Linked DNA regions of Homo sapiens: all the other regions are linked to region 1. The links are chromatin loops, found by intact Hi-C in ENCODE. Cell type or tissue: heart left ventricle. All regions are shown on one strand.

Region 1 (8,000 bases):
CTCCCTGCCAGCTGAGCTGTGTGAAAAGCACTCAGCTATGAAAAAATGAGAAAGATTGATTGAAATGTTGGTGAGGTCATTGTCAAATATTCTCTGTCAACTGAATGACTGCAAATAGGGAGATGACTGCCCCCCCACCAAGTCAGCCTAGGAGGGTTCAGTCCTTCATTTATTCATTCACACATCACTCCTTCACTGTGCCAGCCAGCCATGACAATTAAGTGCATTTGGGAGGAGGTGGCAGCTGAGCTGGAAAGGGGGTTTGGCATTATGCTGGGAAGGTGTAAAAAGCCAGGCTGAAGATTTGGGCCGTCTTTTTTTTTCCCCCAGATAGTGGGGAGCTGGATTTGGAGACAAGAAACCTTTGTAGACCCTCTGGCACTCTCTATTGACAGATCACTGCTAGGAGGCAGTGTGACTCGGAGAACCGCATGGGCTCCGCCACCAGCTCTGGGTTCCGCACTCATTAGCCAGATGACCTTGGGCTCATTATTTAGCAAGCCTGCACTTCTGTTTCCTCACCTACAAAATATGCATAAAATAGCAGTACATACCTCACGGAGTTGTTCTGGGGCTTAAATGAGTTCATCTGTGCAAACATTTAGACGAAGTGCTTGACATAATCAGAGCTATGTAGGTGCTGTTAATTCTTCTTTGCCCCACTGGTCCCCAGGTTCCATATCTGTAACAAGAAGCAACTGGACCACATAATTTCACATCCTTTTATACCCAAGTTTTTGATCAAGAGAGCTCAGGCTGTACTTTAAGCTTAATGTGACAGTGATTTATAGCATAGCTTGGGGGCGATCTGAACACTTGGGGGCAGAAAAACAAGTTAGGCTTTCCCTGTTTCCATCATTCTCCCACCTTTCCTCCATCTGCCTGTCCCCACCTGGACATACATGCCAAAAGCCACGGCCCATTTTACTAGATCTAGGTAGTATGGGAAAAGACCATGAAGCGGACACATCATCTGTACTGCCAGTGTCTCTCTTCAAAATAAACTTTTTTTTTTTTTGAGCCTGAATCTCACTCTGTTGCCCAGGTTGGAGTACAATGGCATGATCTCAACTCACTGCAACCTCCACCTCCCGGGTTCAAGCAATTCTCCTGCCTCAGCTTCCCAAGTAGCTGGGATAACAGGCACCTGCCACTACAGCCGGCTAATTTTTGTATTTTTAGTAGAGATGGGGTTTCACCATGCTAGCCAGACTGGTCTCAAACTCCTGACCTCAAGCAATCCACTTACCTTGGCCTCCCAAAGTGCTAGGATTACAGGCATGAGCCACCGCGCCCGGCCCGCTTCAAAATAAACTTCTTTACCAGGAAATAGGATTAAGAGGAGGTAGAAGGAAATTAGAGTAGGATCAGAAAGATAGAAAAAGGAGTTTTCTCTGAAACAATAGGACAGCCAGATACAGGCTGAGCAGGCCCAATGATGGATAGAGAGGCACATCCACTGCTGAGCTCTAACCTAGAGAGAGAATGTCTCAAAACTCCTTGCATGGAAGGTGCCTGGAAATGTATTTATTCTCCTGTTGTTTATTCTCACCTCTCTTCATTCCTTTTTCTTTCTTCTGTCCTTGAATCGCAGCAGATAAAAAGACAAATCTGCTGAGAGGATGCATGTCACAAGTGGTCAGATGAATTACAGCCATAGCACCATATAGATAAGAGGCAAGGCTGGCGCCTGGGCAGGTCTGAGAGGGTCCAGGAGGACACACACCATATCAAATTGTGCAATTTAGCAAATGGCTGGTGGCAGACTGAAATGATAGTTAATCTGTTTTCCATGCACTAAAGGCTTTTGCCAAACTAAGATTTGCTGTGAAGACCCAAAGCTGGAGCCCACCCAGGGAGCGGGCTGCCTTGGATGCGTTTCCCAGCCTTCTACAGTGGATGCCAGTAAAACTAACTAGAGACATGAATGGGCACCAGGATAAACACAAGGGGATATTTTGTTCTTACCATTAGAGAAGGATACTGCTAACTGGCAAGAAGTCCCATGGTTGTTATCTTTTGATTAGTAGTAGTAAAAATACTATTTAAAGCTAGTAGCATTTTTTGAGAGCTTGCTTTACACTGGGTACTTTTTCAAGTGTCTTACAAGTATTCGCTCATTTTATCTGCACGGCAGCTGTATGAAGAGAATACTGTCATTATCTTCACTGCATAGGTGAGCAATGGAGGCACAGAGAAGTTCAGCAACTTGTCCAAGCTCTCATAGCTGGGAAGTGGCAGAGCCAGGCTTTGAACTCAGGCAGTCTGACTCAGAGTCCAAGACTGCCGGCCTGAATTGTAGGAGAGAGACAGTGCGGGTATACCAGGAACCAAATCCTATCGGCTGAACATCAGTGTTTAAGTCGAGCCCAGATGCTCTGCACAAAATACAATGTGTCTGTGCACATGTGACTGTTAATCAGCCATTTCCTTGGTTCCTGCTTTGTGCTGGCCACTGAGCTGGACCCTGTGGGATGGATAAATCAATGTCAGTCATGCCCCTGGAGACCTGGCTGTTGCAAAAAGGCTCCTGAAATCATCATAACCCAAAAGAGAAAAGGGCAGGTGCTGAAGAGAAGTATAGGTAAAGAGCAGCAAAATCATAAAGGAGGGGAGACTCTTTGCCTCTGTGGTATCAGGGAATGCTTCTCAGAGCGGGTGGCGTTTGCCCTGAGACTTGAAGTAGGAATTTAAAAACATAGAAATGCAGTGGAACGGGAAGAAGGACATTCTAGGTGGAGAGAAGTAGAGCAAAATGGTCCAATCTGCCCCCCTAAGGGTGTGAGACAGAGAAGTGGATGGGAAGGCCAGGAAGGCTGTCGCCATGTGGGCCGAACATGGGGAGGGAGGTGTTTGTCAGAATCAGAATGGACTCAGAGGGAAGCTGAGCTAAAAGCTTCAATTTACAGATGAAAGAAGAAAGAATTTGGATATGTGACTCACTCAGTGTACCAAGTTCGTGGCAGAAGTAAGTCTCAAACCCCAGGCTTGCCTCCAATTTTCTTTGCACTGATCTCCTGGCATAAACATGTGGCTAACAAGGGTCTCACAATGCCAGGAGGGTGTTACGTTTTTATAACCTGTTCTATTTGAGGGTCTCCAAAATTACATATTTGAAGTTAATATTAGCCAGATGCTAACTGTCTGCAGGCAAGAATAAGCACCCACTTTACATTGGGAGAAGCTAGAGATTTGGGAATCAGGATTTGCTGCAGATACTTTGAGGAATCTAGGCCTCTAATCCACAGTCTCCTAAATTCTGGAACTTCTGGCTTAATTACACTTTTTAATAACCAGTCATCATTGCTGCATAATTTGTGAGGTCTGGTATAGTATGATTCCTGTTCCCTTCAGCTAACCCTGCCCCCACCCCCATCCTTTAATAAACGTAAAACTTTTCTTTCCTGTGAATTCATTTTTTTCCCTTTTATCTTTTGGACCTTTGCAATTAACATATTAATATTTAATTCATATTACCTGAAGGTCCAAGAACACTTTTAAACTCATGAAAAACCTTCACTAGTAATTTAGCTGCTACCAAGGTATCCCTGAGCCCTCATTATTTGCCTCTGGAAAATGCCGTAAACGACATCTAACAGGCTTCAGCTCTGTACCTCTACAAATAAGAAATTAAGCAGTATTCAGAACGCCATTGATTATTAATTTAAAAGAAATCAAAAATCAATATCACATTCCTGTAACCTGGCAGTTTTTCTTAACTGAAGGCAGTTGCCTGCAGAAGCCTTGTGGCTTTCCAGAGCAACGGCGCCCCTTCGTGGTGATAATGTGAACTGCACCCCAGGCGTGATTGAAAATAAGGCAGAAAGGAATGCCGGCCTCGAGCAAGGACACCGGTTCATGCCCAAATCACTTCTGCTTTCAGCCAACAGACTGTTTCTGCCAAAAGATGGACGCAGCTAGATTTTTTTTTTTTTTGTACCGATAATCTGTCTTAAAACTTGGAGAGGATCTCTTTTCCCCTGTGAAGTCAGGAAAATGACAGCAAGCAGCATGGATTGGTTCGAATAATTTTCACCAGAAATGTGGGGTGAGGGGAAGGGATGGGACTGGAGTCAGAGCAGTGATCTGGCGGGATGGGGTGATGAGCCATACGGAGATGAGGTGTGGCGCCACGGGCTGGGAGTCAGGGATTATAGAGTGAGGGTGGGGTAGGATCTTCCTGGTCATCAAAACTATGAGAAATGTAATTATTTACATTTTAAACTAAGCCAAAGACTGTATTGAAATGTCTTACACCCAGAACAGAGAAGTGGTATCACCAAAGTTCAGAATTCCCAGCTCTAACGTGATGCCTTTGGGGACTGCCTCCCCACCCCAGGCTGACCTAACACACCCCTTTGAGAAAAGAGGATTTAGTTTCTCCTGACTGTGAATTGAATATGTGGGATGTGCCCCTCCAGGAGCTTCTAAAATCACCTCTGCTTTGACCTTGAGGGGCCGTGGTAGAGGGGAGACAGCACCGGCTTAGAAACCCCACGGCTCGGCTCTAGTCCCAGCATCAGTGGAGCACCAAGGGGAGAAAGTATTCATCACTGAGGTATTTTATGATATGTATATTGTTCCTGGGCAGTTGCACCCCTTATCGCCTGCACCCTGTGTACAGCTCCCCATTCCTCCTCCCTTGGAGGCCACTGTGCTATGTAACTTGCTGTGGGCTGCAAGAAAGACTGGGCTCCCGTTTCCTCTTCTGAAAGGCAGGAATCATGCTCCCGGCTGACCTCACAGAATCATTCCACAGATTAAATGGCGATATGGCTTGTCTGTGTTCACACTCAAATCCACATGTTGTGGGAGGGACCTGGTGGGTGGTAATTGAATCATGCGGGCAGGTCTTTCCCATGCTGTTCTTGTGATACAGAACAAACCTCATGAGATATGATGGTATCATAATGGGGGGAGGTTCCCCTGCACAAGCTCTCCCTTTGCCTGCTGCCATCTATGTAAGACATGACTTGCACCTCCTTGCCTTCTGCCATGATTGTGAGGCCTCCCCAGCCACGTGGAACTGTAAGTCCATTAAACCTCTTTCTTTTGTAAATTGCCCAGTCTTAGGTATGTCTTTATCAGCAGCATGAAAATGGACTAATACAAATGGGATGTAAAAATAAAATTCTTATATACTTAGAACGGCAATATGAGCTTTACATCTGAGTTATGCTATAATATCAATCAACATATATAATAATATAAAGTAGTATATTTATTATAAGTTATAATAACAGAGTGAGATAGCTTAGTAATTTCTTGTTAGTATCTGCAATCTTGGGGAAAACAAATCTAGAGAAATAAGTCCAAACTGGAGCTGCAGAGTCAAGTGGGCGAGAGAAAGAAGTCTCGCTTTTTTTGTTTTCCAGGAAAGCTCAGGTCCAGTTCAGCAGGCCAGCCCAAGAGACTGGGAGAGCCCTATGTACTCAGGAGAGCAGCCTCACCCCTCGTCCTTGTCCAAGATTGGGGAGTGGGTGCCCACAGCTTGTATGTGTCCCCATGAGAGTGGGTGTCATTATGAGGAGCATCAAAGGGCCAAGCACAGTGGTGACAGATGTGGGGGAATTTGCCATTCTGAGGGCAGAGGAGGTCAAACACAAGTGGACTCGCTTATTAAGCCCAGAAAGAGAACTGGGAGAGGAAGGCCAAGTGAGGATGGAGGCGGAGATCCAGGGCCCATCTGCAAGTCAAGGAGCACCGAGGATGCTCAGCAGCAGAGCCAGGAGAGGGCATGGAGCGGACTCGCTTGCAGAGCCTGTAGAAAGAACCAACTCTGCCGACACTTTGATTTTTAACTTCTGGCCTTCAGAACTGGGAGAGAATAAATTTCCATTGTTTTAACCCACAAAGGAAGAAAAAGACTATCAAGAGTAGAAGGGCCTGACAGGTGGCCACACGGCAGGTGAGTCAGAGAGTTGAGTCACGTGGGAGGTAGTTTAGAAAAGGATTTGTGAAGAGGGCCATCCCCTAGCAGCGTGTTGAATATAGTGAGGAATATGAGATGGAAAAGAATCTTTTTAGAGAACATGGGTGCCAGACATAGCCACAGACAAAGTCGTGAAATAGACAGAAATTTGTCCCATTTATGGAGACTGTGGTTTTCCACCCATATGTCCCCCCACCCCATGTCATGTTTACCTGGCCCTCAGGCTCACGCTGATGGCCCTGGGCTGCTTTTTTCCCCTCAAAAGCTGATGTCTGGTCTCTAATTATAAGATACAAGATGAGATGGAAATAATTGTTAACAATGTATTCATTCAACAATGGATTGTGTAAAAAAAAATGTGGTACACATACACCATGGAATACTACACAGCCATGAAAAGGATAAAGTCGTATTCTTCACAGCAACAGGAATGGAGCTGGAGGCCATTATCCTAAGCAAATTAAAGCAGAGGCACAAAACTCAATACTATGTGTTCTCACTTATAAGTGGGAGCTAAACATTGGGTCCTCATGGACACGAAGATAATAGTAACTGACACTGAAGACTACTAGAGGGGGTAGGGTGGGAGGGGGACGAGGGGTGAAAAACAACCAGCAGGTCCTTTGCTCAGTACTTGAGTGACGGGATCATTTGTCTATCAAACCTCAGCGACATGCAATTTATACATATAACAAACCTGCACATGTACCCCCGAGCCTAAAATAAAAGTCAAAACAAAATATTCATTCCCAAATCATTTACTACATACAAATCGTTAAGTCAGGATCCCTGCTGTGACACTAGGGATTATAGAAGTGTTGAAAGCTTCATTCTCATCCAGTCATTCATTCAGTGCCTGGCTGGGGTTGTGATAAGCAAAAGCAAACCCATCCCTCTCCACATGTAGCTTCCAGTCTCGTGGTGGCATTTCCTCAGAGGATGAAGCCATCCAGGTAGCATAGCAGGCATGAGGTGGTTCCAGTAAATGGAGGTGGGACAGTCTCCTTGGGCTGCCACCCTGCTTGGGGCTATTCCTGGTAGGGCCTGGAGCTCTGCCTAGAGAAGCCCACATGCCCTCTCCTGGAGTCACAAGGGCAGGCCAAGTATTCTGTCCTATTCCAGTCTTTGCTAGAATGTGTCAAGTGCTGTGGGCTTGAGTCCTTGGCAATTTTTGCATGGGACTTAGTTTGGGGGTAAGTTTTCTGGAAACTTGAAATGTTTCACTTAAAAAGAAAAATGCAGGATTCAAAGAAGTAAAGAGTAACAAATAAATAGAGGCTTTTTTAGTTCAGGGGTCAGCAAACTGAGGGCATTGCAGCTGTTCTGGAATTAATGCGTGTCCGGGCAAGGGTCAGTAATTCTGAGATGCCGTTCTGTTGCTTTCAGGCCTTTTTTGGTGAAAACTCTTAAAGGAGGTATAATTCTTCCCTTGCTGGGAGTCTTTGTTTCAGAGGGGTTGTAAAAAAAGATTCCCAGAGGATAAATCATATCTGTATTAACTTCCTAATGAAATGAAAAATTATATCATTGCTGATTATTCCTCCTTGGCTGATATGGAAAAAAATACTATTAATACTTTTTAGTGTGATTTTAATCCTTTGCATTCACGGATATTTGCATTAGTATTTTCTGGACATCATCTTGTTTATATGGATTTTATTCATTGTAAGATGCCATCAGATCCAGGCATCTGAGTTCTGGGGGGGCAATGCTATAATCCCTGCCCAGAACCAAAACTTTCCCTGTGCAGATGGTCTTTCAATAGAGTGGAATGTGTTTGGGGTTTCTGCATATTTCAGTTTACAAACCCTTCAGTGATGGTTGTCTTCATCCTGAGTTTGGCTCCATGCTTCAGAAGATGCAACAGTGCTGAGAACGGTGCCTGACATGCAGGAAACATTCAGTAAGTGTTTGCTGAATGAATGAATAAATTAATTCAACAACAGCTAATGAAAGCACATCCCTTAAAAAGTCTCGGCAATATTGCGAGCATAATACCAAAGGCAGAAACCATAAAAGAAAGAATTGATGGATTGGAAGGGGAAAATCTTTTTTTTTGAGACAGAGT
Region 2 (8,000 bases), 700 kb before region 1:
CTTCGCCACAGCTGGGAATGTAAAATCACCAGGTTGCTGTACACGTGATCCATGGTTTCATTTGAGCATCAGGTCAAGATGAGAAGTTTGGACAGATTCAGGCTGTCCCAGATCCTCGGTGACCTCACTACCTCTCTTCTTTTTGAAACAGTCTGGCTCTCTTGCCAGGCTGGAGTGCAGTAGCACGATCTTGGCTCACTGCAACCTCTGCCGCCCAGGTTCAAGTGATTCCCTTGCCTCAGCCTCCCGAGTAGCTGGGACTACAGGTGCATGCCTTCACGCCCGGCTAATTTCTTGTATTTTAGTAGAGACGGGGTTTTACCTTGTTGGCCAGGATGGTCTCAATTTCCTGACCTCATGATCCACCCACCTCGGCCTCCCAAAGTGCTGGGATTACAGGTGTGAGCCACTGCGCCCGACCTCTTTTATATGGGGTATCATGTACTTGTGTATCCTCTCTTCCTTTTCAAAATTAATATCCTGACATGACCAGACAGAATCTAAGGTTGTTCCTTTTTAGGAAAGGAGAAATGCCCTATAGCTTATAGAAAAATTAAAGTTAGTAGTTTCTTCATGTAGAATTTAGAGACAACTTGAGTAAATTTCTAGTGATTCCAATTTGGCCATACTCAGTTAAACTCACTTCTTATACATTGAGAAAAGTAACATATTGCAGTTATTATTTCCTGTTACATCTAATGCTCTTTTCCTTTTGTTAGATATTATTGGTTCATTCCCTTCTTACGTAATTCCTATGACAAGATTTAACTCTCTGTGAGTAAAATGAAATTGCAGCCTATTAAATTAACATGAAATTTCCAGGATAATGAAAGAGCCCAGCCACACAGCTCCCCTTAAAAATTATGAAGCTGATAGCTTCATGGTAGTTGTATTGTAATTTAATCTACTTCAGAGATTCTTAGGTGAAGTGTATGGGTGCACATCCCTTGACGCAGTCTCAGGCCAGTGGGTTGGTCAGCTGCAAGGAGCCCACCCACAGCTGTGCCCAGAGACAGACTCATTTTAGAGTGGGAGGAGTTGAGGGGCTAATGCAGTATTTCTTCAACCCAAAAAAACATGAGAATACTTTGGAAGTGTGTTAAAATACAGATTTCTGGGGCTCTGGAAGATCTAACACAAGCCCAGGATTCCCCAGTTACATCAGTACCTACAGGTGGCCATGTTCTGTGGCTTGAGAAACACTGCTGCCGCGACTTCACCTTCTTCACCTAGACAATATGGAACTGGATTTTGACCGTCATAACAATGTGTGTAATTCAACTGGATGAGAGTGAGCAGTAGGCCTCAGTTGGTGTGAACACTTGGAGGACATTTTACCTAATCTTCCAGGCATCATTCCTCCTTTACTAAATTAAATATCTAGGATTGGGACACAAGAAAGTATGCTTTAGAAGAGCTCCCAGGTGACGCTCACAGGCCCACTGAATTAGAGGCCCTGTGTACTGAAGTGCACAGCTTCATGCTGTGAGTTGTGTGCATTAAAGAAGAAAGCCATACCAGTGAATTGTTCATTTGTTTCTCTCATAACCTTTGTGCCTAAATCTAATCAATTAAATGGGGCTGTCTCAATTAGAACCACTAGTGAAAAGAAGTGCACTGGCATTTCACACCTGGGAGCTAGTGTCAGCCCATTGTGTTCATAGATAAAACCAAGGATCGGGGTTGATCTTATTTAACCAGTTATCCTTTTAAGAATACATGTGAAAGCCAGGTGTGGCAGTGAGCACTTGTAGTCCTGGCTACTTGGGGGGCTAAGGTGGAAGGATCGCTTAAGCCCAGGAGGCTGAGGCTATAGTGAGCTATGATTGCACCACTGCACTCTAGCCTGAGCAATGGAGCAAGACCCTGTCTCAAAAGCAAAAACAAAAATTAAGAAAATAATAGCCTTATTTTGTCTGTTTTGGGACTTTATATAATATAAATAGAATCATACTATCTGCATTAATTTGTGCCCTGTGTCTTTAAGTCAACATTATGTTGCTAAGATTTATCCATGTGTTGCAGGTAACATTAGCTTTTCTCCATGGCTATGTTATAGTTACAGTGTGAGAATATAGCAGCTCATTTGTCCACTATACTGTTGATGAACATTTGGATTGTTTCCAATTTTGGATATTCAGAATCTTTGCTTTTTTTTTTCCTCTTCTTTTTATTTTTTTGAGATAGAGTCTCATTTTGTCACCCAGGCTGGAGTATAGTGGTGTGAACTTGGCTCACTGCAGCCTCAACTTCCTGAGCTCAAGCAATCCTCCCACCTCAGCCCCCCAAGTAGCTGGGTCTACAGGCACATGCCACCACACCTGGCTAATTTTTTTTATTTTTTATGGAAACAGGGTTCGCCATATTGCCCAGGCTGGTCTCAAACTCCTGAGCTCAAGTAATCTGCCCGTCTCAGCCTCCCAAAATGCTGGCATTACAGGTGTGAGCCACTGCACCCAGCCAATATTAAGAATTCCTGTACATGTCCTTTTGTACACATACATATATGTTTCTTTTGAGTTTCTGGGAATGCAATATCCATGTCAAGAATATACATATGTTCAACTTAGTAGGGTCTCTGAACTAGTTTTCCGAAGTGGTCATAACAAGTAGCACTCCCACCAGCAGTGTATGAGAGCTCTAGTGCTTCGCATCCTTGCCAGCACTTGATATTATAAGTCTTTTAATGTAACCATTCTGGTAGGTGTGTAATGGTCCTTCATTGTGGTTTTAATTTACATTTTCCTAGTAACCGATGATGTTGAGCACCAGTGTTTATTGACCTAGGCTCACTGCAACTTCCACCTCCCAGGTTCAAACAGTTCTCTGGGCTTAGCCTCCCAAGTAGCTGGGACTACAGGTGTGCACCACCACACCCAGCTATTTTTGTGTTTTTAGTAGAGACAGGGTTTCATCATGTTGGCCAGGCTGGTCTCAAATTCCTGACCTCAGGTGATCTGCCTGCCTTGGCCCCCAAAGTGCTGGGATTACAGACATGAGACACTGCACCTGGCCTATTGTGGGACTTTTTAATATCAAAATAGCTTCAAATTTACCGAAAAGTTGCAAAGATAGAGTTCCCATACACCCCTCACCAAGTTTCCCGTGTTGGCATCATCTTACATTAGTGTAGTACATTTATTATAGCTTGAGAATCAATATTCCTTCAGCACTGTAAATATGTTATCCCCCACTCTGTGGGCCTGTAAGGTTTCCACCAGGAAGTTTGCTGCCAGATGTATTGGAGCTCCCTTTTATTTTATTTGCTTCTTTTTTCTTGCTACTTTCAGATATCCTTTCTTTATCCTTGACCTTTGAGAGTTTGATTAATATATGCCTTGAAGTAGTCTTATTTGGGTGGGATCTTTTTGGAGTTCTGTGACCTTCTTGTACCTGGATATTTATATCTTTCTCCAGGTTTGGAAATGTTCATTATTCTTTTGAATAAACTTTGTGCCCCGATCTCCTTCTCTCGCTACATCCTCTTTAGGGCCAATAATTCTTAGATTTACCCTTTTGACAGGACAGGCATGGTGGCTCATGCCTGTAATCCTAGCACTTTGGGAGGCCAAGGCTGGCAGATCACTTGAGGTCAGGAGTTTGAGACCATCCTGGCCAACATCGTGAAATTCTGTCTCTACTAAAAATACAAAAATTAGCTGGGCATGGTGGCGGGTGCCTGTAATCACAGCTACTTAGGAGGCTGAAGTAGAAAACCTGGGAGCAGAGGTTGCAGTGAGCCAAGATAGTGCCACTGCACTCCAACCTGGGTGGAGACTGTCTAAAAAAAAAAGAAAAACAAATTTACCCTTTTGAGGCTATTTTCTAGCTCTTGTAGGCATGTTTCATTCTTATTCTTTTTTCTTTTTTCTACTGTGACTGTGTATTTTCATGTAGCCTGTCTTGAGCTCACTAGTTCTTCCTTCTGCTTGATCAATTCCGCTGTTGAGAAACTGATACATTTTTCACTTTGTCAATTGAATTTTTCAACTCCAGAAATTCTGCTTGATTTTTAAATTACTATTTCAATCTCTTTGATCTCTTTGTTAAATTTTTGATAGAATTCAGAATTCCTTCTATGTGATATCTTGAAGTTTATTGAACTTGCTCGAGGACAGGTATTTTGAATTCTCTGTCTGAATTCTGTGTCACTCTGGGATTGGTCACTGATGCCTTATTTGGTTCATTTGATGAGGTTATGTCTTCCTGGATGTTCTTGATGCCTGTGTACATTCATCAGTGTCTGAGCATTGAAGAGTTAGGTATTTATTCCAATCTTGGCAGCCTGGGCTTGTTTGTACCCGTCCTTCTGGAAAAGGCTTTCCGTGTATTCAAATGGGACTGTTGTGATCTTAGTTTGTGGTCACTGTAGATGTATCAGCACTAGGGGGCACCCTAAGTCCAGGAACGCTTTGACTCACCAACTCCAAGAAGCACTGCTTTGATGGGCTTGGACAGGATAAGGGAGAATTCTCTGGGTTGCTAGGCAATGTCTCTCTCTCTCTCTTCCCTCTCAGGAGTCTCTCTCTGTGCTGGGTTGCCTAGAGTTGGGGAAGGTGATTCAAGCACTCCCATGGCCACCACAGCTGGCACTGCACAGGGTCAGACCTGAAGATAGCACGGTACGGGGTCCCACCCAAGGCCCGTGGTGACTGCTGTCTGGCTACCACCAATGATTACTCAAGGCCCAGGGGCTGGTTAGTCAGCAGGTGGTGAATCCTGCTGGGTCTGGGCTTTTCGCTTCAGGGCAGCAGACTCTCTTCTGGCCCTGGGTGGGTCTGGAACGCCACTCAGGAGCAAAGTTCTGGAATCGAGGGCTTCAGGATTCCACCTGCTTTATTTTCCTGTGGATGAGCTGCTACTCAGGTTGTAAGACAAAGCCCTCTGTAGTCTTTCCTTTCCTTTCCCTAAGTGGAAGGAGCCTCTCCCCAAACTTCCCTGCCTGGAGTTGGAGGACTGGTGGTGTAGGCATTCCCTTGGCCACCATGGCTGGTGTCACATGGGGTCATGTGCACCCCAAGTCCACTTCTTCTTAAACCAGTGCAGCTCTGGGGCTTGTTCAAGGACTGCAGTCCCTGTGGCCTGACTGCCACTCATATGTATTCAGGGCCCCAGGCCACCTTGGTCAGCTGGTGGCAGAACCAGCTGGGACTCAGCTTCCTCCCACTCTGGCTGAGAATTCCCCTCTGGCCCAGAGCTGGTCTAAATGCTCTGTCCGTGGGTGCCAGCAGAATTCTGCTCAGTGTTGTGCTCTGCTGTAACAGGCCAGCAGTGAGTTCCAATGCAAAGTCCCACACCCTCTCCCTCTCTGACGTGCACAGATTCTCTCTCCAAGCTGCTGTGCCAGGGGTGGGGGAGGGAGCATAGGCGATGCAGGACCATCTTTCCCACCCTCTTCAGTGGTTCTTTCCCCTTGATATGATGTGACAAGCAGGTATTGTGATCACTCACCTGATTTTGGATTCTTATGAAGGTGCTTTTTTGTGTGGATAGTTGTTCAATTTGGTGTTCCTGTGGAGGCACAGTTGTTAGAGGGTTCTATTCAGTTATCTTCCTCCCCAAGTCAATATTGATACAGTATTATTAACTAGAGTCTGTACTTTATTTAGGTCAGGACGATTCATTTTTGACAAATGAAAGTGCCATCGAGGAACGCTTTGGGACCACATACTGTTAATTAAACCTCAAGTAAAAATAACTGAAAGTCTGTTGTAGCAAGAGTCAGCCATCTTTGGTCTCACCCCATGCTGGAGAACTCAGAAAGGCTCAAATAGTGTGGTCCTGTGAGACCACTGGGCAGGAAGTATGAAAATCCTACAGTTAAAGGCCTTCCACTTTTAACATGAGTTTTAGTCAACTAAAACTCTCATCCCTTATTTTGAAAATCTTGCCTTTTTCTGCTCTGGAACTCTTGAAACCCCAGAGTTTTGGACTCTTTAGTCATGCAGACTTTAGTTGTATAATCTTTTTTATTTTTGAGATGGAGTCTCACTCTGTCACCTAGGCTGGAGTGCAGTGGCGTGATCTTGGCTCACCACAACTTCTGCCTCCCGGGTTCAAGCGATTCTCTTGCCTCAGCCTCCCAAGTAGTTGGGATTACAGGCACACACCACCATGCCCAGCTAATTCTTGTATTTTTAGTAGAGACAGGGTTTCGCCATGTTGGTCAGGCTGGTTTCGAACTCATGACCTCAGATGATCCACCAGCCTCAGCCTCCCAAAGTGCTGGGATTACAGGCGTAAGCCACCCCGCCCAGCCCTAGTTTTGTAATCTTTAACCAATGTTGCCCTAGTTTTGTAATCTTTAACCGATGTTTGAAATACATCGACCAGCAGCTTCCAGAGCCAATAGGAATGCCAGCTGCCATGGGGAAGGAGCACTCACTGTGCCCCTTGGCCTTGGATGTGAGTCTGAAGAGCCATAGCCCTGCTTGAGTCTCCTCTCCCCTCCTCAGCTTGGTCCCAGAGAGCATCACCACAATCCCTAGTTGTGAGGAAAGCAAGACAGAGGCATGGAGACGGTAGACCTTTTACTTCTCTTTCTTCTGTCTCTTGCCACTGCCAGACTTCCGTGACAAACGTCAGTGGTGCCAATGTGAAAAAAGTGAAAAAAGTTGAAAGTGTCCCTGACAGTCTTAAGTATTTTTACTTTTTAAAGTGCAGACTAAGCCCTAGTGGTCATCTGTCACTTTGAGAGCAGACATTTAAATTATGATGAGAAAGCCAGGAAGGCCAGCCAGGCATCGCTGTTAATAGTTCATGAAAAATTCACTGTTGTTCAACCCAGCCATCACCCGTACCCCGGACAGCACTTTTATAGCTGACATAATGATCCTGAGATACACATGTCTTTGCCCTGCTTCTCCTCAGTACCATGAGCTCCCGACACTCTGCCAGCCCAGTGGTTTTCACCAGTGCCCGGAGTTCACCTAAAGAAGAGCTTCATCCAGCTGCCCCCTCACAGCTCGCACCATCCTTCTCCTCCTCTTCCTCCTCCTCCTCTGGTCCTAGGAGTTTTTACCCTCGCCAGGGCGCTACTAGCAAGTACCTGATTGGATGGAAAAAACCCGAAGGAACCATAAACTCCGTGGGATTTATGGACACGAGAAAGTAAGAGTTACTTTCCTTCCCTTGCTGGTGGCTTGCTTTTAACAGGACAGAGAATAGAAAAGCTTGGCGTGATCTCTTACAACAAAAGAGGCCGGGCTAGGGGGTTGGCAGGAGTTGGTCTGTTGGTGGGATTATGATTTTTTTTCCTAAGTAATATTTTCTTAAATTATTTCTCTGCCTCATTCCTTAAATAAGATTTATTGCAAAATGTTAGGATTTGAGAATCTTAGATCTTGAAAAGAGTGTGTTTGAAGGATACACTTCAGAATAATTGCCCCTCTGGTGCTAAGACCATACTAGTCCCTTTGATTATATTAATCACAGCCTTCCTGTGTAATTCTTAACTAGGCCAGTAGGCACCAGAGGGAATATTACAAAGTGAGTGAGTACCCCTGAAAATAAAGGACTTTTTGACAAGGTAGTACATCAAAAAATTAAATGATTCATTCAATTATTTTGTTTTCGTTTGTGCAAAGGTTGCATTTTGGATGTATACCCTGTGGTCGTTTAGTAAATCTGTTGCTAATTTTGGCTTAGTAAAACTAATAGCTTTATTTAAAAGAGTGACTTATTCATCAGATTTTATTTTGTGTTTCAAATTGGTTTTGTTTCTTCAGTAAGCGTTTATATGAGTAGATTCGCATATAAACAGAAGTAATTATCTGTTTCTCCACATAATATTTCTCTATTGACTTATATTGACTTACATCCTTTAGAGCCCATCATGCCCTTGAGCCAGCCTTGTTGAGTTGGTATCTATCATCTCTTCCCTTTTTTGTCCAGGCGTCATCAGAGCGATGGCAATGAAATAGCCCACACCAGGCTGCGTGCCTCAACCAGAGACCTCCGGGCATCTCCTAAGCCAACCTCCAAGTCCACCATTGAAGAAG
Region 3 (8,000 bases), 130 kb before region 1:
TCCATAATACTACTGAATGGAAGGGATCCAGTGCTGGAAACTTTACATTTGACCAGGTGCAGCCCTCAATACTAGGACAGTTTGGCTAGGGGGCTACCCCCACAGGTAGCAGGGAAGAAGGCTGCATTGGTTTGACTGGGATGGAAGAAGAATAAGCTAAGTAGTCTGTCAGAGTTTGCCAGGTTAAAGAGGAAAGATGATAGCACAGGCTGGAGGGAGGTCAAAGTCACATTCTGGGGAAACTAGATGTATGTTGACCAGTAGGGGCAAGCCTAGTATGGAATGGTGGGTGACAGTGAACATTGAGGGCCAATGAGATTTAGAGAATGAATTGAGGAGTGAGGCTTAGGGGAAAGAAGGCCGGGCACATTAGAAGGCTCAGAGGTCTAAGAAGCATGAGGAAGATTGTCCTCCAGAGAGCTGTCCCCTTGAAGGAGGTGCGTTGGCATGATCTTGTCATGAATTTCTCACCCTGTCAGAAACATCTTATGTAGATTTTTTAAAGGGCAACAGTTTTCCTGCTCACTCTGAGTACCTGAACCTTGATTCTAAGACTTAGGTAAGGTTCACTTGGCCTGGATGTTTATAAATGCCAGTACCAAGGGGAGTCCTTGAAATGGCATAGAAGATGGCAAAGGGCTCTGCAGAGCCACGAAACCCAAATTTAGAAATGAGAATTACTAACAATGCATATACAACATGTCTACAATAAACTAGAAAGGATGATATAGTTTCTGATAACAGTCTTTGAACTTTCCCTACCTATGAAATGGTATTAACCCTTAATCAGCAGCTCAGGAAATAGTCCACGGTAGATCCTCATCTTTGTATTTCCTTTACTGTCTGGTTACTTACTGAAAAGTGGTAGCTGAGGCCGTATCTCCTAACCTGCATGCTCTCCCTCTCTATTTTCTTTGTCTCCCATGTTCTCCCTACAAAGTTAGCATTCATTCATTCATTCTTATTTTCTTTCTTTCTCTCTCTCTCTCTCTCTCACTCTCTCTCCCCCTCCCCGTTTTCCTGTGGTATTGAAAGCTTATTGTCAGGATGAGCCCCTTATTGCTTGGAACCCAATCTGTGTCCATGAATTGCCCATTTCACAGAATCACGAAAGCCACGCTGCTTCCTGAGCAACACAGCTAAGTGGCATTCCCCACCCCTGCTCTTAGCAAAAGTTCCTCAGGACATTATTGTTGAATTACTCAATGCCTATTATCATAGAACCTCATGTTCACGCTGGGAGGTAGTTACTACTACCTTTTTCAAATGCTGAAACACAGGTTACCTGCCCGATACCTCTCTGCTATCAAATGTCAAAGGTGAAATTCAGCCCAGGTCTTCTGACTCTACATCCAGCATTCTTTATAGAGCTAAATCTCTCTTCCCACAGAAGATAGAAGCCCACAGTTCTCACATACTTACAAAACTTAAATAGAGTACATTATCTCATGTGGACAGGTGGTTATGACTTTATAAACTAAGAAAATCTAGGCAGATGTTTAGTCAATGTCAAGAAGTGTAAACATGACCCTAATTAATGGATTTGCTGAAAGTTATTGGTCTCTCCTTGTCAGAACTGTTGTTTTCCCTGTCACTTCTCAGATTGGATTAGAAAAAATTAAGCATGAAGAAAATTGGCATTTAAAATGTGTTTATTCTTCACTATCAAGACAGATAGAACTTTCCATTCAAAAGAGAATGAAAAGTTCATTTTGGCATGGTGAATCATAAATAAGAAAAACAGAATAGAGAAATCCTAGGACGATCAATCTCTCATAAAATAAAGAAATCGAGATTTTATCGCAAAGAATTCTGCAGCACATAAAGGCCCTTAGGACTGGACTGATCTCCGAGTTCAAGCGTTACACCCAGTATGCTGCATAAACCCTATTCAGTGTTTGGGCTCATTCTCAAGAGGTTGACATCCTTCCCATTTTCATATCACCTCCCTGGTCCACCTTTGCTAGGTCACAGGTTTTTCAGGCACTTTGCATTCTGCCCTCCCTCCTCTCAAAAGACTTCCCGGCATGTTTTCGATAGCTTCACACCTAGCAGATGGCAGTTTTTCTTCTGACCTTCTGCCAGCCCTCTTCCTTCCTCAGCTTCCTTCCTCTCCACAGCTTCCATTTAAGGTATTTTGGAAGTCCCTCGAAATGGGTCCTTGGTGAGTAAACCCCTTTATTGAGTCTCGGACTTTAAGAAGTTCTTGGCTTCATGGGACCCCCTTCTTCTAGTTGACACTTTTGGGGATTGATTTCAAGAATCATCTGTTGCTGATAAGTCAGTGTGGCTTCTATTGCTGCAGAAGCAAGGAAGAAACTAGGCATATAGTGGAAGAAAATGCGCTTAATTAGAAACTGGTCCTCATTAGGGATTCTTAAAGGAAGTGCTCAATTTGCACCTATGTTAGCAGAGCCTCACACGGATTAATTAAAAGCTGCTACTCTCACCAGCAACACCCTTCATGGCTGGGTTGAATTGTTTGTAGCTGTCAACTCTGTGCCAAGGGCAACAAGGTTTGAATCTGAGTTCTTTGAAATGCAGGTTCTTTCACTCACTATGCAGAATCTAGGGATCCAGACTCTCAAGAGGCAAAGCTCTGGAAGAACAGGTGGAGTGAGTATCCCTCTGGCTTCTGCTCCCGCCAGATGATCACCATGCCTCTCAACTCTACACTCTTTTCCCTGCCTGTGCTCCAGTTCACACTCTCCACATCCCTGGGGCCAGGCTATACCTAGATCCTTCTGCTTGATCTCTCAGGCTCCGATGTTTCAACTCGTCATTCCCTAGGCTATTAACTTCAAGCCCTTAGATGGCATTCAAGCTCCTTGGTGACCTCTCTGCGTCCGTCTCCATCCCCATCTGCTTCCGTGAGCTTCATAGGCAAGCCACTCTCCATAGTTATATGTCCCTCAAATACCCAGCATCCCCATGCCATCATTTCAACCAGACTGTCCTTTTTCTTTTCCCACCTAAGGAAATTCTATTAGTTCTTCATGGCTGGGTTCAAATCCACCTCCTTCACTCTCCAGGAAGACTACATTATTCTTTTCCTAACACTCCTGAAGTGCTTGTCCTCTACAGCATTGCTGCACATATTTTGTTCTGTTCTTTATTACACTAGTCCATATGGCTTTACTCCCTGCTGAATTTAAACTCTTCAAGGGCTTGATCTCTGTCTTATTCATCTCTGTAACCTCACAGTACCTAATCAAGTTCTTTGAACAAAGCCAGTGTTGAAAAGTGTTTGTTGAATTGAGAACAGCAAGCCAGACTTTCTGATGGGCTAGAAAGATATACCTAGAAAGATAGAGCAGAGTAGCATTTCTAAAGATGGAAAGGACAAGCCTGGCTAAAATCATGCTCAAAGAAAGGTTTTCTTTTAGGGTCCTCATCACATCACAATAGCAAATTTTTAAAAAAAGAAAGGGCCGAGCACGTCAGTATAGTTACCGAGCGTACTTGTGTACTGGGCAAAGTACTGAGCGCAATAGAAAGTTACTAAAAGAAAGAACAGATGCTTTTTCTCCTTTAGAGCTGGTCCCTTTTCAAAATAAGGCCTCAAAGTGCATCCCATTATTAACCCTGAAATAGTGGGACACAAACGTCCAGATAGATATGTGCATGCCAATACGTGTTTAAAAATCTGGCGTCACACAGCACACTCCAGAGGAAGCCAAGCCTAAGAGACATGAACACAGTAACACGGTAGGGAGCCGTGTGATCCAGACTGTCCTAAGCAGAAGAGGCCCCGGGTGGAGAATTCTCACACTGACAGCCGCAGAGCCTGCCTTCCCCAGTGTACTGGTTTTCCCAGGGCATCAAACATTTTATTTAATAAGCTACATGTTTGAGTCACAAGCGTAGACTTGACACCCCTGTATGGTCAACTCCAGCTGTCGTTTGTTCTCCTCCCCTCTCTTCTGGCACAGTGGCTGGAACCTGTATCTGGTGTATCACAACGCTCCATTTCGCTGATCACACACAGCCAGAAGTGACAGTCGCTTCTCTCACTGCCAAGGACAGAGGAGACTCTGGCTGGACAGGAGAAATTCAGGTCGAACCAAGGCAAGTGAACGATGGAATTAAAAACGGCTGAGAAATCCCATAGACTTAGAATTACTCATATCTGCAGACTAGAGGGAAATGAGTTGGTCCTGATGACAAAACAACCCTTTCTTTTCTCTAGTCTGTTAAACTTCTATTTTCCCGTCAGACTGTTTTAACAATGCCCTCTACTGGGTATTTTCAAAACTGCAGGGTTCTGCAGGCCTGACCTGCTCTTGTTCTCCTTGAGTAATTCTTTCTGCAAGATGAACTGAACCCAAAGTTTTCTTCACATAAGCAAGATGTTACTGATGTATAGTTTCTTAAGAGCATAAAAAGTGGACCAGTGCATCCCCTGGAAGGAGGGCCTCTTGCCCTCTTGAGAGATTTCTTTGTAAAGGTGCATGAGGAATTGAAATCTCACCACCTCCTGAACTGGCCCAGAGCTGTCCTGGCATGGATGACACAGGGACCTTGACATGGGCTGATGGATTAAGAACAATGTTACATTTTCTGAACGCATCACTTTTCCAACAGCTCTTGATCTCACATGTGAGGCTCTTTCTCATCCCTGAAGGCTACTGACTTTTCCCTGGATATATTTGTATTGTGATTATTCTGCATATCTAAGAATTTCATCCCTTTCTAACCGCTCCTCTGCCAAAACAGAAACCAAAAAAAGCCAAAACATCACTCTGTGCTAGTTAGTTTCTTTGACCCCTCTTAAAGAAACTCTAAACAAAAAATCTGCGTCCAGTTATATCCAAGGGGGTGTTCTTACTGGGTATTCCCGTCAGAACCTCCCATCTGTCTATTTTGGTTCATTCTTTGCCATTATCATGTAACAAGTTCAAGATAATTGTGTTTCATCTCCAGTTATTATTCATAGTCCCTCTGCATGTTGAAGATTGCTGAGACAGCACAGAAAAATAGTAAAGCAACAGATGAGGTCTGTTTGCAAAAAATGTAGAACAATTCGAGGTGCAGGATGTTCTTCAAATTGTGATGGGGTGAGGTTTTGAAAAGTTCTTCGGATGGGCTAGTGTTTGTTTTCTCTCTCCCTCTCCCTCTCTTCCCCCCTCCCCTTTCCGCTTTCCCACTTCCTCTCTCCTCCTTCCTTCCTCCCCATCCATTTCTCTTAAATAGAAACAAAATTCCATATATTCTTAGAATCCATAGGATCCATATATTCTTAGAATCCATAGGATCCAGCATTGCATTTTATTTAAAAGCAAATGCCGACCAAGTAGTCAGTAGCACCCTTTCAGCTCCAATAGTTGGTGCTATATTCTGTACTCAGCAGTAGACTCATTTCATTATTTTGGAGTATGGACCTGAAGAAAATGAATATCAGACATGGGCTAAGCCAAGGCCAGTTAATAAATATTTTAGGCTTTGCAAACCGTATAGTCTCTGTAGCAACTATTCAACTCTGCTCTTATAGCACCAAAGTAGCCACAAATAATAGTAAACAAATGGGCATGGCTCTGTTCTAGTAAACTTACTTGTGGAAACGGGACAGGCTGAATTTGGCCCACAGACCCTCGTTTGCCAATCCCTGGGCTAAGCTATTGCAGGGGTACTGCTGATGGATATGCGGGCTGTGTCCTGTGTGACAGTGCCTAGCCAAGGGGGCAAGTGGGACCTGAAATACAACCCATGCTCTGCTTCTCCACGCCTTCCACCACAAGAGGTCCTTTTTGTAATTCAGACAGAGGTACCATTTGTTCACAGGCTGTCTCCAACCAGAATAAGCACATTTCCTAATGGATTAGGGTACTTAACATGGTTTGCATAAGTGGGAGGAAGAGGGACCTGATTTTCCTGTATTAGGATAAGGGTTACCTTTGATCCCAATGGCTGTTATTGAAATGACTAAAGCCACATGGTTCAAACATGGCTGCCTTAGCCCACATCTACAGACTGGGAGTAGGTGGTGGGAGCAATTCCAACAGAGATGTAGACTGGGAAAGTGCCCCAGGTAAGAGGAACCCCAAAGAAGGTGAGTTTATTGGTTAGGGGGCTTGTTGGATATTATTACCAAAGCCATAGTCCCTTTATGAAGTTTGTTCTGTCCAAAAATGTGATTTAGGCCACTGTATGAGTCCATTCTCACATTGCTGTAAAGAAATACCTAATGCTGGGTAATTTATAAAGAAACGAGGTTTAATTGGGCTCATGTTGCTGGAGGCTGTGCAGGAAGCATGGTGGCATCTGCTTGGCTTCTGGGGAGGCCTTGGGAAAACTTAGAATGGTGGCTGAAGGTGAAAGGAGGAGCAGCACTTCACATGGCCAGGGCAGGAGGGAGGGAGAGAGGGGAGCTATCACACACTGTTAAAGAACCAGATCTCGTGAGAACTCTATCATGAGAACAGCACCAAAGGGGTGGTGCTAAACCGTTCACGAAGGATCCACCACTATGATCCAATCACCTCTTACCAGGCCCTATCTCCAACATGGGGGATTACAACTAAAATGAGATTTGGGTGGGGACACATATCCAAACCATAGCAGCCACCACTCTCCATCTTAGAATGGTAGAATAATAAAATTAGGAGGAAACTTGGTATGCTTTTGCATGCATTTTAACATCAGAACCCTTTGTTCAGGCCGGGCGCGGTGGCTCACGCCTGTAATCCCAGCACTTTGGGAGGCCGAGGCGGGCGGATCACGAGGTCAGGAGATCGAGACCATCCCGGCTAAAACGGTGAAACCCCGTCTCTACTAAAAATACAAAAAATTAGCCGGGCGTAGTGGCGGGCGCCTGTAGTCCCAGCTACTTGGGAGGCTGAGGCAGGAGAATGGCGTGAACCCGGGAGGCGGAGCTTGCAGTGAGCCGAGATCCCGCCACTGCACTCCAGCCTGGGCGACAGAGCGAGACTCCGTCTCAAAAAAAAAAAAAAAAGAACCCTTTGTTCAAATAAAATCTTATCTAGAACTCCAGTATACGCAACTGTGAAAAAGGGAGAGTGCTCTGGTGCAGCTGGAGAGGAAAGACAAGGAGTGCCCTCAGTAACCCCCTCCCCAGATCCGGCTGGCCCAGAGAGAGCTGCTGAGACTCCCCCAGGACCCAGTTTGGAGCCACTGATCTCATCACTGCATAGGAGGGAGAGAGAGAGGGGAGATATGAAACAACGGAGGCAAAATGAAATAAAATAATCTTAGGTGACAACATTTTTTACCAGGTTTTGTTGGTATAAAACACCCTTTCCTTTTCAGTTCCCCTACCTGAAAGTCTTTGGTTGCTTATATATATTTAGGATGTTTTTATATAGGGTAATATAGAATTGTAAGGCTTAATATAATATTAATATTTGACATTCTATTGGATTTAAGCAGCCAGTGGGAAGAGAGTAAATAAAAATAACTACACAAAGGAAACTGCTATTAGCGTTTGTTACCATGTGAATGAAATAGCACATCAGCTGTGCATTTAAAGATCTGGATAGAAGTTTGTTTCAGTTATTTGTTTGTTTTGAGGTACATTTACATACAGTGAAATACATAGCTTTTAAGTACACAGTTTGATCTGTGTTGACTATACTTACGTAACCCACAGCTCTACCAAAATCAACAACATTTCCATCATGCGGGAAAGTTCTCTTATTCCCCTTCCCAATAAATCTTTCCCACCCAGAAGCAATCACAGATGTGATGTCTATCACCACACTTGGTTCTATTCTAGGACTTTGTATAAATGGAATCATACCATATGTACTCTTTTGTGTCTACTTTGTTTCACTTAGCATAATATTTTTGAGATTTATCCATGTTGCAGCATATGGCCATACCTTTTTCCTTTTTATGCCTGAGTAGTGTTCCATTGTGTGAATGAATATGCCAGTTTATCCATTCTCCTGTTTATGGACACTTGGAATGTCTAAAAGCTGCCATGAAAAGCCTTGTTCAAGGCTTTTTGTGGACATATATTCTCATTTCTCTAGGATAAATGC

The links. Hi-C counts contacts between places; a loop is a spot of excess contacts. Peaks named below come from ENCODE experiments on the same cell type or tissue, not always from the same donor. Only the 100,000 strongest peaks of a DNase experiment are listed, where the experiment ranks them.
Region 2: it touches region 1 in a loop (3-fold over the local background); 3 of 110 quality-filtered maps call a loop at or near these places.
Region 3: a loop joins it to region 1, with 7 times the contacts of the local background. A loop is called at or near these places in 6 of 110 quality-filtered maps.

The regions. Positions count from the first base shown.
Region 1 is chr14:72,417,167-72,425,166 of GRCh38, forward strand. All of the region lies in intron 3 of RGS6 (regulator of G protein signaling 6), which reads left to right. It overlaps LOC105370559 (a long non-coding RNA gene), which reads right to left and starts at 2,045. Exons shown (of 4, transcript XR_944018.3): 1 at 1,969-2,045; 2 at 555-682. In heart left ventricle, a CTCF peak has its summit at 3,782; a DNase peak (open chromatin) is centred at 3,775.
Region 2 is chr14:71,716,777-71,724,776 of GRCh38, forward strand. SIPA1L1 (signal induced proliferation associated 1 like 1) reads left to right here. Exons shown (of 24, transcript NM_001386936.1): 18 at 6,871-7,110; 19 at 7,894-8,000. Among named protein-coding and RNA genes, the nearest start is that of RGS6, 210 kb to the right of the region's middle. In heart left ventricle, a CTCF peak has its summit at 4,382 (motif pointing right); no DNase peak of the experiment used is centred here.
Region 3 is chr14:72,288,355-72,296,354 of GRCh38, forward strand. All of the region lies in intron 2 of RGS6 (regulator of G protein signaling 6), which reads left to right. Among named protein-coding and RNA genes, the nearest start is that of MIR7843, 220 kb to the right of the region's middle. In heart left ventricle, a CTCF peak has its summit at 4,237 (motif pointing left); no DNase peak of the experiment used is centred here; H3K4me3 peaks cover 702 bases.